Regions from separate parts of the Homo sapiens genome. Here region 2 is linked to region 1. Evidence: chromatin contacts called from ENCODE Hi-C or POLR2A ChIA-PET data. All regions are on one chromosome and are shown on one strand. The core of a region is the stretch at or near the end of the contact, and the rest is flanking DNA. Distances in the headings are between cores, read along the strand shown.

Region 1 (5,172 bases), core at 1,068-3,567:
TTGCAGAGTTTCCGTTTTGTAAGATGAAAGAGTTCTGGAAATGGTGGCAGTGGTTGCACAACAATATGAGTGTCCTTAACACCACAGAACCGTATACTTAAAAGTGGATACAGGCCGGGCGTGGTGGCTTACGCCTGTAATCCCAACACTTTGGGAGGCTGAGGCCGGTGGATCGCTGGAGGTCAGGAGTTCGCAACCAGCCTGACCAACATAGTGAAACCCCGTCTCTACCAAAAATACAAAATTAGCCGGGTGTGGTGGTGCATGCCTGTAATCCCAGCTACTCAGGGGACTGAGGCAGGAGAATCACTTGAACCCGGGAGGCGGAGGCTGCAGTGAGCCAAGATCATGCCATTGCACTCCAGCCTCGGCAACAAGAGCAAAACTCTGTCTCAAATAAATACATAAATAAAAAGGGGATACAATGGTAAATTTTAAGTATATTTTACTACAATTTTTTAAATCTTGTGAAAAAAAGATTTTTTATATTTTACCACAATTTTTTTAAATCTTAGGAAAAAAGATCCCTCTGGCTACTGTGGTAGGATGGTCGTAGCGGCCAGGCAGACCCAGAGACACAGAGGGAGGCTGGCTCCGGAGCAGGCAGGAGGCGTGAGAGGGAGGGCCAGGCCCAGGATCCACCATGAACCAGCTGCCGACGGGCCAGTGGCTTGCGGGAGAGAGAAATCAGGGCAACTCCAGGTTTGGGGCCTAAGCACCCTCTGGATGTTCACACTGAACGTGTTCCTGGGGCTCAGAGAGGGTAGATCTGGGAGGGGCCTGAGGCGATGTTAAATGTGAGACCAAACGTGCTGGGAGAGATGTGACAGACGGAAGATGGAGACTTAGGCCGGGGCAAGGTTCGGGGGAGTTGGGTCAGGGAGACACTGGCGTTTCCATGCTATTTGCAGCCTTCAGACTGGAACTGGGAAGGAAACTGGAAAACAAACAGGAGTGAAGGCCCAAGCTCTGCTCCTGCTGCCATTTAGAGGCCTGAAGGAGACAGGTGGAGTGAGAGGGGAAGGAACAATGGTGACTGAACTGACTGCCGCTTGGTTGACAGCGGGCATTGGTGACTTAGGAAAGAGCCATTGCCAGGGAATTCAAGAACAAACAGAGCGGGTGGGCTGAGGGGAGATGGGGGAAGAGTCGGTGGGAAGAAGTGAGGACACAGAGTCTTCCTGGGCACAGAGACAAAAAGGGACAGGGAAACGGGTATGCACAGGTACAGTGGACACACTGCCACTGTCACAGACAGGGTCCCTGTCCCAAGTGGGGATCAGACAGACATGCCAGGATACAGGCACACACATGAGGTCGGACAGGCAATGGCACACATGGGGACGAGCCAAATGCCTGTGACACAGGCATCCCTTCACACACAGGGACCCTGCATTGTGTCTGTTAAACACAGTCACACACTAGCTGTAGGTCTTGCTGGACACAGACTGCCCCCGAGTCCCCAAGTCCCCAGACCCCTGTAACAGAGACCTTTGTGGGGTGAAGACTGAACACAGGGAGAGGGTCTTGGGCAGTGGGCAGGCTTTAGCAGCGTGGCTTTGATGGGATGGCCCACGCTGGCTGGGCCTTGGCTGGGACTGAGGCCCTAAGCCGCCAAGAGGAGGTTGTGCCCCTGGAGTTTCTGGAAGGCTCTGTTTGCAGCCCCTCCACCCCACAGTGAGAGAGAGAGAGTGGCAGTGGAGTGGCAGCTGAGGTGAGGGAGAGGTGTCTTCGCTGCAAGAGCTGGACTGGCCTCTCCCATGATGGGTATCAGGGTTCCCTGAGGAGGGCTGTGCCAGGCAGTGAGCTCACATTTGGGTAGGGACAGCAGAAATATCTAGAGGGAGCCCTGACCACCTTCCCCTCCTGAAGTGAGCTGGGTCTCACAGAGCCTGACCCCACAGCCCCCAGCCTTGGTCCTACTTCCTCCTAAAGTTTGCTGGAGTGGCCTGGCCCTCTTGGTCCAGGCGGAGCCCACCACTCCGGGTGAGGGATCAGGGGCCCATCTAGTACTCCAGAGAAGGAAATCCCAGTATCTTCCACACCCCACCTCTTAGCCCAGTCCAGGCCTCCATCCCCTGCTCTCTCTGGCCACTGGTACCCAGGCAGTGAGACCTGGGAGACTTAACCATAGCCCTGGGGAGGGCGCTGGTCCCGACGGCTTGCTCGATATTTGTTGACTGGCTGACTAAGTGAATGCCTAGCCCGCTGAGCACTGTGTGGTGGGGTGTGTCCTGCAGGGCAGGAGCTAGGATTGAGTTACAGTGGTGGGGACCAGGAGTAGGGAGGCAGAGACTGGCCCCGTGCCAGGCCTAGCACTGCCCACAGGCAGGGCGAAGGCGCGGGAGCAGTTTCCAGCAGGTAGGCCTGGGCAGAGAGTTGGGGGGCGGGGGTTTCCAGGGAACCAGTGGGGCAGAGTGGGCTATTCAAGTCAAGGGCATAGAGCATAGGGTCCCAGGGCTCAGGGCCACAGAGCCTCCGCGGCAGAATTGGGAGGCGGCAGCAGCCCAGCAGGTGAAAACACTGATGGGGCAGGGCAGCTGTGGCCGGCAGCCCAAGGGGAAGAAAGTGGCAGATTTTGTAGATGGGCAGGGAAGTCCGTGGCCCACAAATTCAGTGTGCCTGCCCCCAACCCTGGCCCCATCCTCCTTTCCCCTCACTCTAGAGGGCGGCACCACTCCCTGCTCCATGGAAACTGAGCAAGGTAATCTCGGGCTCCCTTCAAAGGTACCCACAAAAGAAGGAAGGGCTCCTGTAGGGAGAGAAAGAGGCACTGGAGGAGGGAGAAAGCGAGGAGAGAGGAGGCACCCAGGGACACGAGGGGCAGGGGGAGAGAAGAGGGGGTGTGTGAAGCGGGTAGGGAGTGCCCCGGGAAAGAGAGGGGAGCCTGGGGAAGAGAAGGAAAGACCTGGGGAGGAGGGTGGGGAGGGAGAGAGGGAGGGGTGTAGGGGAAGACAGGGAACCAGGAAAGGAGGAGGTGCCTGGGGAGGAAAAATGGGAGAAAAAGGGAAGGATCCCAGGGGAGAGGGGAAATCAGAGGGGAGAAAGAAGAACCAGGGGGAGGCAGGGGCACCCAGTGGGGACAGAGGGAAACCCTGGAAAAGCGGAGGCGTGGGGCATGGGGAGAGAAAGGGAAACCAGGGAAGGAATTGGGCATCCGGAAGAGAAAGGGGCCCTGAGTGGAGGAAGTGCACCCCCAGGGAAGAGAAGGAGGGCTTCTAGGAGAAGGGAGAGGACCAGGGATAGGAGGGTTCCCACTTGGGAAGGTGGTGAAAGGGAGTTCCCCAGAGGAAAGAGGGCAGGAGGGTTTGGGAGGCTGGAGGGGGCACTGTGGGGGGTTCCCCTGAGGAAAGAGGGCAGGAGGGCTTGGGAGGCTGGAGGTGGCACTGTGGGGAGGGAGGAGGCCCCCAATCTTTGAGCACCCATTCCTCCCTGGAGTCCAGGTGAAAGAGAATGAACACAGGTGCCATGCGAGTGCGACCTCAGCCCTGGCAGCTGAGGGCTTGGCTCTACGGGCTGGGGCTGGATATCAGACGGGCTCCCGGACCCCTGGGGGCGATGCTGCCTCTCCCAGTGACACCAGCCGAGTCCCAACTTTTTGGCTGCCAGTTTGACTTTCCAGTCCCCCATGTGCCCTGGTTGACACTGTTCTGAGGCCATCCAGTAGTCTTTCTGGCACTCTGTCACCATGTTGTACTCTTCCATGAGCTACAGCTCACAGTTTCTGTCTGCACCTCTGGTCACTGCCTGCCTGGGCCTCTGGTAACTGTCACTGGTCACTATTTCTGCCTATTACTCAGTGTCCTTCTACGGGGCCACCACTGGTGGACATCCTGCTTGTCACCCAATGTCCTCACGTTTTCTGTTGCTTGAGATCACCTTTTCATGGCCACTATGTCTGCCTGTCACTCATGTCATTGTCACACCAACAGGCCATCAACTGTGGCAACAGTTCTTGGGGCAATTAGGGTGCACGGACGGCTCCCTTCTCTATTCATTTTCACTCAGTCCAGTCGCAGGGCAGCACACTTCACTCATTCAACAAGTACTTACTGAGTACCTGCTGGGGGCCGGGCAGCTGGGATCCCACAGTAAACAACAAGACAAACCCCTGCCTTCAGGAATCTGCTGCTCTGGTGAGGGAGACCATAGCCAACAACCATCCTATGGTTTCCATAGGGTGTCGGGAGGAGCTGTGAGCTGTGACGGACCCAGCTCTAACCCCCTAGAAGGACAGCCCACTCTGCCCCTGCTCCCCTGCCCCACAGCCTCCTCCGCTCCCACATTTCTTTGGCTACATGTTGGGTGTTGCCACAGTGTACTGTGAACTCACCAGGGCCAAACCAGGGGCCCTGACAAAGGTGTAAGGAATGTGAGCCACTCTATGACACCTATTGTGCCACACCTGATTCTGTAACTCTGTCCCCTCACCTTGTTCTGCCTGGAGCCAAGGGTGTTCCTGCTATTGATAAGACACAGTGGGAGTGGAGGGGGAGGAGGGAAGGACTAACACACCAGGGTCACCCTGAGTGAGAGATTCAGAAAGAAGTGACTTTTGGACCAAACCTCACACACAGGTTTCTGAAGGAGTGGTGCAGGGAAGCCTCAGGTAATTGAATATGAAGTGCCAAGACATAACAAAATCGACAGAAGTGAGGGTCCCTTCCTTCCCCCAGGTACTTCTCATTCCATGTCACTGTCATTCACTGCCCTCTCATTCTCTCCCTCTCTGCACGCGCAGAACCACAGAGCACAGACTCGAGCAAGCTAAATCGCTATTTGCAGAGCCTGTGGCTGTTTGCAGAGCCTGTGTTTATACAGAGTTCAGCTCTGTTTCAAGAATTTGTCAGCTGAAGCGGGAAGATCACTTGAACCCAGAAGGTGGAGGTTGCAGTGAAGTGTGTTCGAATCATGCACTGCAGGCTAGGGTGGCAGAGCAAGACCCTGTCTCGAAAAAACTGGAAAAAAAAATTGTCAAGTGTTTATGCCTAATCTGCCCAACCCACTCATATCAGCTGAGCCTGTCACTTGCTGCAGAATCTGAGTCTTCATAGTCTGTGTGCTGACATTTGTGTGTTTACAGAGCCCTCCTAATAAAAGTCATGTTCTATAATGAAGTTGTACAGGTAGCCAGGTGTCGGTCTCCAGCCTGAGAACTCTGGCTGTTGTTCC
Region 2 (5,172 bases), core at 1,817-4,316, 460 kb after region 1:
GGGGAGGAGATTTACGGGGAAAATGAGGACTTCTGCTTTGGCTAGGTCAAATTTGAGATGCCTGATAGGCTACCAACTGCAGTTGTCAAGTAAGCAGTTGGATATAAATTTGGGGTTCCCAGACAGGTCAGAGTGGAAGACACAGATATTTGGGCAGCTTGGACCACTCTGAGTCCTTATTATGATACCTGACCTGGTATGGAGTAGAAGAGAGGAACCAGCCAATCTAATTTTTGGCACATGGATAAAAGTCGATACCTTTCAGTCCATATTGGAATGGAGATAACGATTTATACTCCCTAGAAAAGACACTTAAACTGGATATGGAATTACTTCCGTTATCACAGTCTATCACTGTGGCCTCCTGTGTTATTACCAGATACCTTATACACAGCTAGGGTGTCCCATACAACACTGCTTCTTGCTTGGCACACAGTCGCATAGTATTCAATCCTGTGTTAAATGGCTTAGATAATAAGTCACCTGTAGGGATTATAGCAAGCAGGGACCATCATTTTCACATAGAATTTCCCAGGACTGGAAGGGACTTTTAAAGACCCAGAAATCTTTCTGGGCAGTGCCTCCAAAGTGTGGCCCCTGAGGTGTTCCTGCTGCTCTGGTGACCGGGGGTAGTTGACCCTATTTCAATGTCAATCAGAACAATATACATTCCTTTATAAACTTGTTTTTTTTTTGAGAGAGAGTCTCACTCTGTCACCTAGGATGGAGTGCAGTGGTGCAATCTCAGCTCACTGCAACCTCCGCCTCCCTCCTGTGTTCAAGCGATTCTCCTGCCTCAGCCTCCTACCGAGTAGTTGGAATTACAGGTGTGTGTCACCATGCCCAGCTAATTTTTGTATTATTTAGTAGAGACAGGTTTTTGCCATGTTGGTCAGGCTGGTCTCGAACTCCTGACCTCAAGAGCCTCCTGGGCCTCTAAAAGTGCTGGAATTACAGGTTTGAGCCACCTCGCCCTGCCTATAGTGAACATTTACATAATATTTTGTTTGACTAGGTTTCTGCCATTAAGAAGATGCAAAACCCTGAGGGAGTGTACCTCTTCACTTTGCATATGGGAAAACTGAGGCTCAGAGAAGTGAAATGACTGAGACCTCCAGGTGCCACCTCCCTTTCAGCTGCTCCTGCCCTGCTCCAAGCAAGGATGTGCCAAGTCAAGAGAAGACAGAGGACAATTAATGTTATCTGAGGATCTCGGAGCCTCATCCCTGAGCTATGATGGTCTTTCCCTCCTTAGTTGGGAGCCCCATCACGTTCCTCCGAAGCTCTAGTTGTGTGATAAGGAGGGTGGAATCTGAGACAGAGAACGATGGCCCTCCAAGGAGGGAGTTCGGGGTGAGGAAAACAGCAAAACCATGTGCTAGACAAGATCTTCAACTGCAGGGCTCTGGAGGCAACTGGGAAGTTTTGAAAGTGCAGATTGAAGCTCAGGGCCGCTGTGGGTGGCGCAGGAACTGCAGAAGACAAGATAGGATTAGGGAGGGCCAGCAGGTTGCCAGAGGCCCTTTTCCACCTGCTGGGCTTAGAGGGGCGGGACTCTGCCCGCTCCCTCACTTGGTTGGGTTTAAATGACCACTCCCCGCCCTAGCTGTGCCTTTGAGTGTGTGGCAAGGGATTGCAGACGGGAGACTGCTTGTCAATTCAGGGAAGTCAGCCTCTTTCTGCCACTTAATTCGCCCATCAGTAGAGATCCGACTTTCCCACGGTTCACTGTCACCCCCATTGCACAGGTGGGGAATCCAAGGCACAGAGGCGTCTGGGCCAGAGTCCCGGGACTATCCACTCATTCCGGGGTTGTAGGGCAGCATGTGTCAGGAGCTTGGGCTCGAGCGTGCGGGGCACTAATTGCGAGTGCAGTGGCCACAGGCTCCCGGGCAAAGTGGTCAGGAGCCCATTCCCGCCACCTCCGTCCGCGCGCCCCGCCCTGTCCTCCAGCAAGTTGGTGCACGCGCGTCCTCCCACAGGGCGCGGGATGGGGGCGGGGCCTCCGTGTTGTTGTTTCTCTGGGGCCCCGCCCCTCAGGGGGGCGCGGACCACGCGGCCGGAGGGCCCGCCTCCCCTCCCCCTCCCCGCCCAGCCCGCCCGCCTCTTTGTATCCAACATCCGGGTTTCCCCGCTGGCTCGGCTCCGTGGCCGCCGCTCAGGAGCCATTTTGGACTCGGTTCAGCTCCCCTCCCCCCCACCCCTCCCCCCGTTCATGGCCCCTCCGGACTCGGCCCCTGCGCCCGGGGCCCGGGCCCAGCCCCGCCGCGCTATGCCTGAGTCGGGCGCGCCCCGGCCCGTGCCCCGCCGCCGCCCCCCGGCCCCCGCGTCGCCCCGGAGCCCGGGCCGCAGCCTGCGCCGCCCGCAGCGGCCCTGAGCCCGGCCCCGCCGACCGGCCCTTGGAGCCCGAACGCTGCTCGGGGACGAAGGCGCAGGAAGCGCGCAGGGAACGAGACCGAAGGAAGGAGCGGGAAGGAGAGCGCAGCCGCCGCCTGGCCCTGCGCGCCCCGGGAGCGCCGTGCGGCCCTGCCCGCGGGCTCCGGGTGTGCGCGGGGCGGCGCCGCGGAACATGACGGCGCCCTGGGTGGCCCTCGCCCTCCTCTGGGGATCGCTGTGCGCCGGTAAGAACTGGGCGCGGCGCGGGGACGCCGAGAGGGCGCGCGGGGCTGGCCTCTGGCGCCGCGCGGTGTTTACCAACAAAGGGCGGGCCCGGGGCCTCGTCGCCGCACCACCTGTATTCAGCCCTCACCTCCGGGGGCGTGGGCTGGGGGCGCGGTGGGCGCCCGGCTCGCCGAACTTGGGGGCACGATCTTGTCTGTGCAGTCATCTGCGGGATTCTGGTTCCTAGAGGCGCCCCTGCGATGGGGGCCGGGACGCGGAGCCTCAGGGTCGGAGTTCGGGCTACGCGGGCGCGTGGAACCCAGGGAAAGAGTGAGGAAAACCTGAGCGTGGGGAAGGCGGCCAAGAGGGGTGGGCAGATCTCATTGGGGGTGGCAGGATTGTAGGTGCAGCAGCAGCAGCAGCATGCGGGGAGGGTTGCATGTCCCTCAGAGTCACTAAGTGTAGCGAAGCGAAGGGGGCGGCTTCACGCAGCCCAAAGTCCCCTGCATCTCTTGCCACCAGTCTGCGTCGCGTTACCGGCCCGGCGGGCTGTTGGTGCTGGCTCCCACCTGCTCCCTCTTTCCCTGCCGTTGGCCCCGGGATGCGGAGTGTGGTCGCTTCGCGGGACCGCTTTGTTTGGGCACTTGGGAGGGGAGGGGGTGGGTAAGATGGAAAACCCAACAGGTCCCTCTTCCTTCGGGCCTCCAGGAGGCACGTGGCGGGGTGGGTGACCAGCGCTCAGCTCGCCCGCGGCTGCGGGCGTGTGGCTGGAGGTGTTCGGCCAGCGCATGTGTGTTTGGGGGTATGTGGGCGCGGGCGTAAACAAGCGGAGTTCCGCCTGGAAAGCTTGTTTCTCCTACGGTCCAAGCACCGATTTCCCTCTCTCAGTGGTGCCGGGGTGCGCCTAACCCCGGCGGGCGCGCCGGGACGTCCCCTGGCCAGTCCTGGGAAACGTGGGGAGCTGGGCATTGAAGCTCTGGCGAGAAGGTCGGGGCGGCTGGTACCCGGCCGCCGGGTCCTGCGCGTCTTTGTTCCCAGCCCCCATTACACATGCAGCGCGGGTCCCCCGCCGCCCTCGGTGGCAGCCGCCTGGAGTCTGGGAAACCCTCGAGGGGCGGGGCCGGGCGTGCAGGGGCGGGGCCGGAGTCCCCACGCTGCTGCGGGGGTGGGGATTTGGGATCTGCGTCCCATTCCCACCCTGGTTCTACCTTCTCCTGTGCGTCGTCGTGAGGCTTAGTTTACACCGAAAGCGAGTGAGTTCTGTAGGGTAGTAGCGCGCGCGCGCGCAGCCTGAGTCCGGAAACCGAAGGGCAAAGACCAGCTGGCACCTGAGTACCGTATGGAAGAGGGCGTTGCAGCTCTCCTGGAGCCGCTTCTTGGAGGCGAAGTGGTGGTCGTGTTGGACTTTCTGCTCTTTTTTGCCCCGCTCCCTTGGGATGCCTTTTCCCCAAGAAGGAGTGCTCGAAAGTGAAAGGGGAGGCATTGGTCTGCTAGAGGGAGGGCGGCAGCAAGCTGACTTGATAGGCAGACCGCAGCCCACCTGACTGCCTCCAGACCCGCTGGGTGCCTGATCCCTGGAAGTGCTGGGGCTCTTCCAAGCCCAGGCCTTTAGGAGAGCTTCCTCCCAAGACAGGACAGCTTGAGACCTGGGATCTGGGGATCACACCAGTCTCACACCTCCCTCCTTAGGCAGGGCAGGGCGGCATCAGACCCCTGGAAGGACTGTATGTCCTTTCTTTTTCCTCTGCTTCAGTCACCTAGCTTGGGCAGTGCTGAGCAGTGTACCCTGCCAGGGGGCAGTCAGAGTCACACTATAAGGACCTGTATTCCTGCCCTGGGAGGAAGGTGGGGGTCACTGGGTATTTCTTGTAGTCACATCAACCAGTCCCTGACCTGTGGAGAACTGTGAAAAGAGCTGCCCCAGGCCCAGTTTGGAGCAGACCTGACCGTCCTGTTGCTTTGGCTTCAGGGATGCCCTTTAATTTCAAGCTCCTGGCTTGCTGTTTGGAATAACCCCCATACTGTGCAGCACACAATGCCTGCTAGAAGGAACATCTAGAAGAGTGCTGTGTGACAGAAATAGTGTATGAACTATGGATAGATATAAAACAACGTTTTCTAGTAGTCGTGTTAATAAAAGGAAGAAGAAACAGCTGTGTCTTAGCTGGGGCTGCCATAACAAAATACTGTAGACTGGTGGCTTAAACAGCAGAAATTTATATTGTCAAAGTTCTGGAAGCTCTAAGTCTGAGCCCAGGGTGCAGGGTGCTGGCATGGTTGGGTTCTGGTGAGGACCCTCTTCCTGGCTTGCAGATATCTGCCTTCTTACTGCATTCTCAAATGACAGGGGTGGGGTGGGGCAAGGGGGTGTTTTCCTCTTTTTGTAAGACTGTGAATCCTGTTCTCATTACCTGATGGCCCCACCCTCATGACTTAATCTAACCCTCACTACCTCCCAAAGGTCCCGTCTCCAAATACCATTACACTGGGGGTCAGAACTTCATTGTATGAATTTTGGGGGGACACATTCTTTCCATGAGATGGAATGAACTTCAATAGTATATTTTACTG

The links. A loop is a pair of places that touch in the nucleus more often than their neighbours do. ChIA-PET counts read pairs that join two places held with the same protein, here RNA polymerase II (POLR2A). Pooled maps may share reads with other maps.
Region 2: a map of HCT116 shows a loop between it and region 1 (2.8-fold over the local background). The contact joins the promoter of ACVR2B-AS1 here to the promoter of VILL in region 1. A Hi-C loop is called at or near these places in 8 of 168 maps with a recorded cell type or tissue (CD4-positive, alpha-beta T cell, CD8-positive, alpha-beta T cell, HCT116 and 3 more), 6 of 37 single-sample maps with no recorded cell type and 18 of 50 pooled maps. POLR2A ChIA-PET finds 5 or more read pairs at or near these places in 3 of 52 experiments (WTC11 and activated naive CD4-positive, alpha-beta T cell).

What each region holds. Positions count from the first base shown.
Region 1 is chr3:37,988,469-37,993,640 of GRCh38, forward strand. It overlaps VILL (villin like), which reads left to right and starts at 2,318. Exons shown (of 20, transcript NM_015873.4): 1 at 2,318-2,361; 2 at 5,119-5,172. RefSeq lists an enhancer at 4,330-4,624.
Region 2 is chr3:38,451,754-38,456,925 of GRCh38, forward strand. It overlaps ACVR2B-AS1 (ACVR2B antisense RNA 1), which reads right to left and starts at 3,067. Exons shown (of 2, transcript NR_028389.1): 1 at 2,750-3,067; 2 at 1-1,472. ACVR2B (activin A receptor type 2B) reads left to right here and starts at 2,137. Exons shown (of 11, transcript NM_001106.4): 1 at 2,137-2,621. The coding sequence starts at 2,570. It also overlaps a transcript of XYLB not described here. RefSeq lists enhancers at 1,719-2,218, 2,823-3,406, 3,407-3,991 and silencers at 1,937-1,986, 1,997-2,116, 2,537-2,816, 3,627-3,806.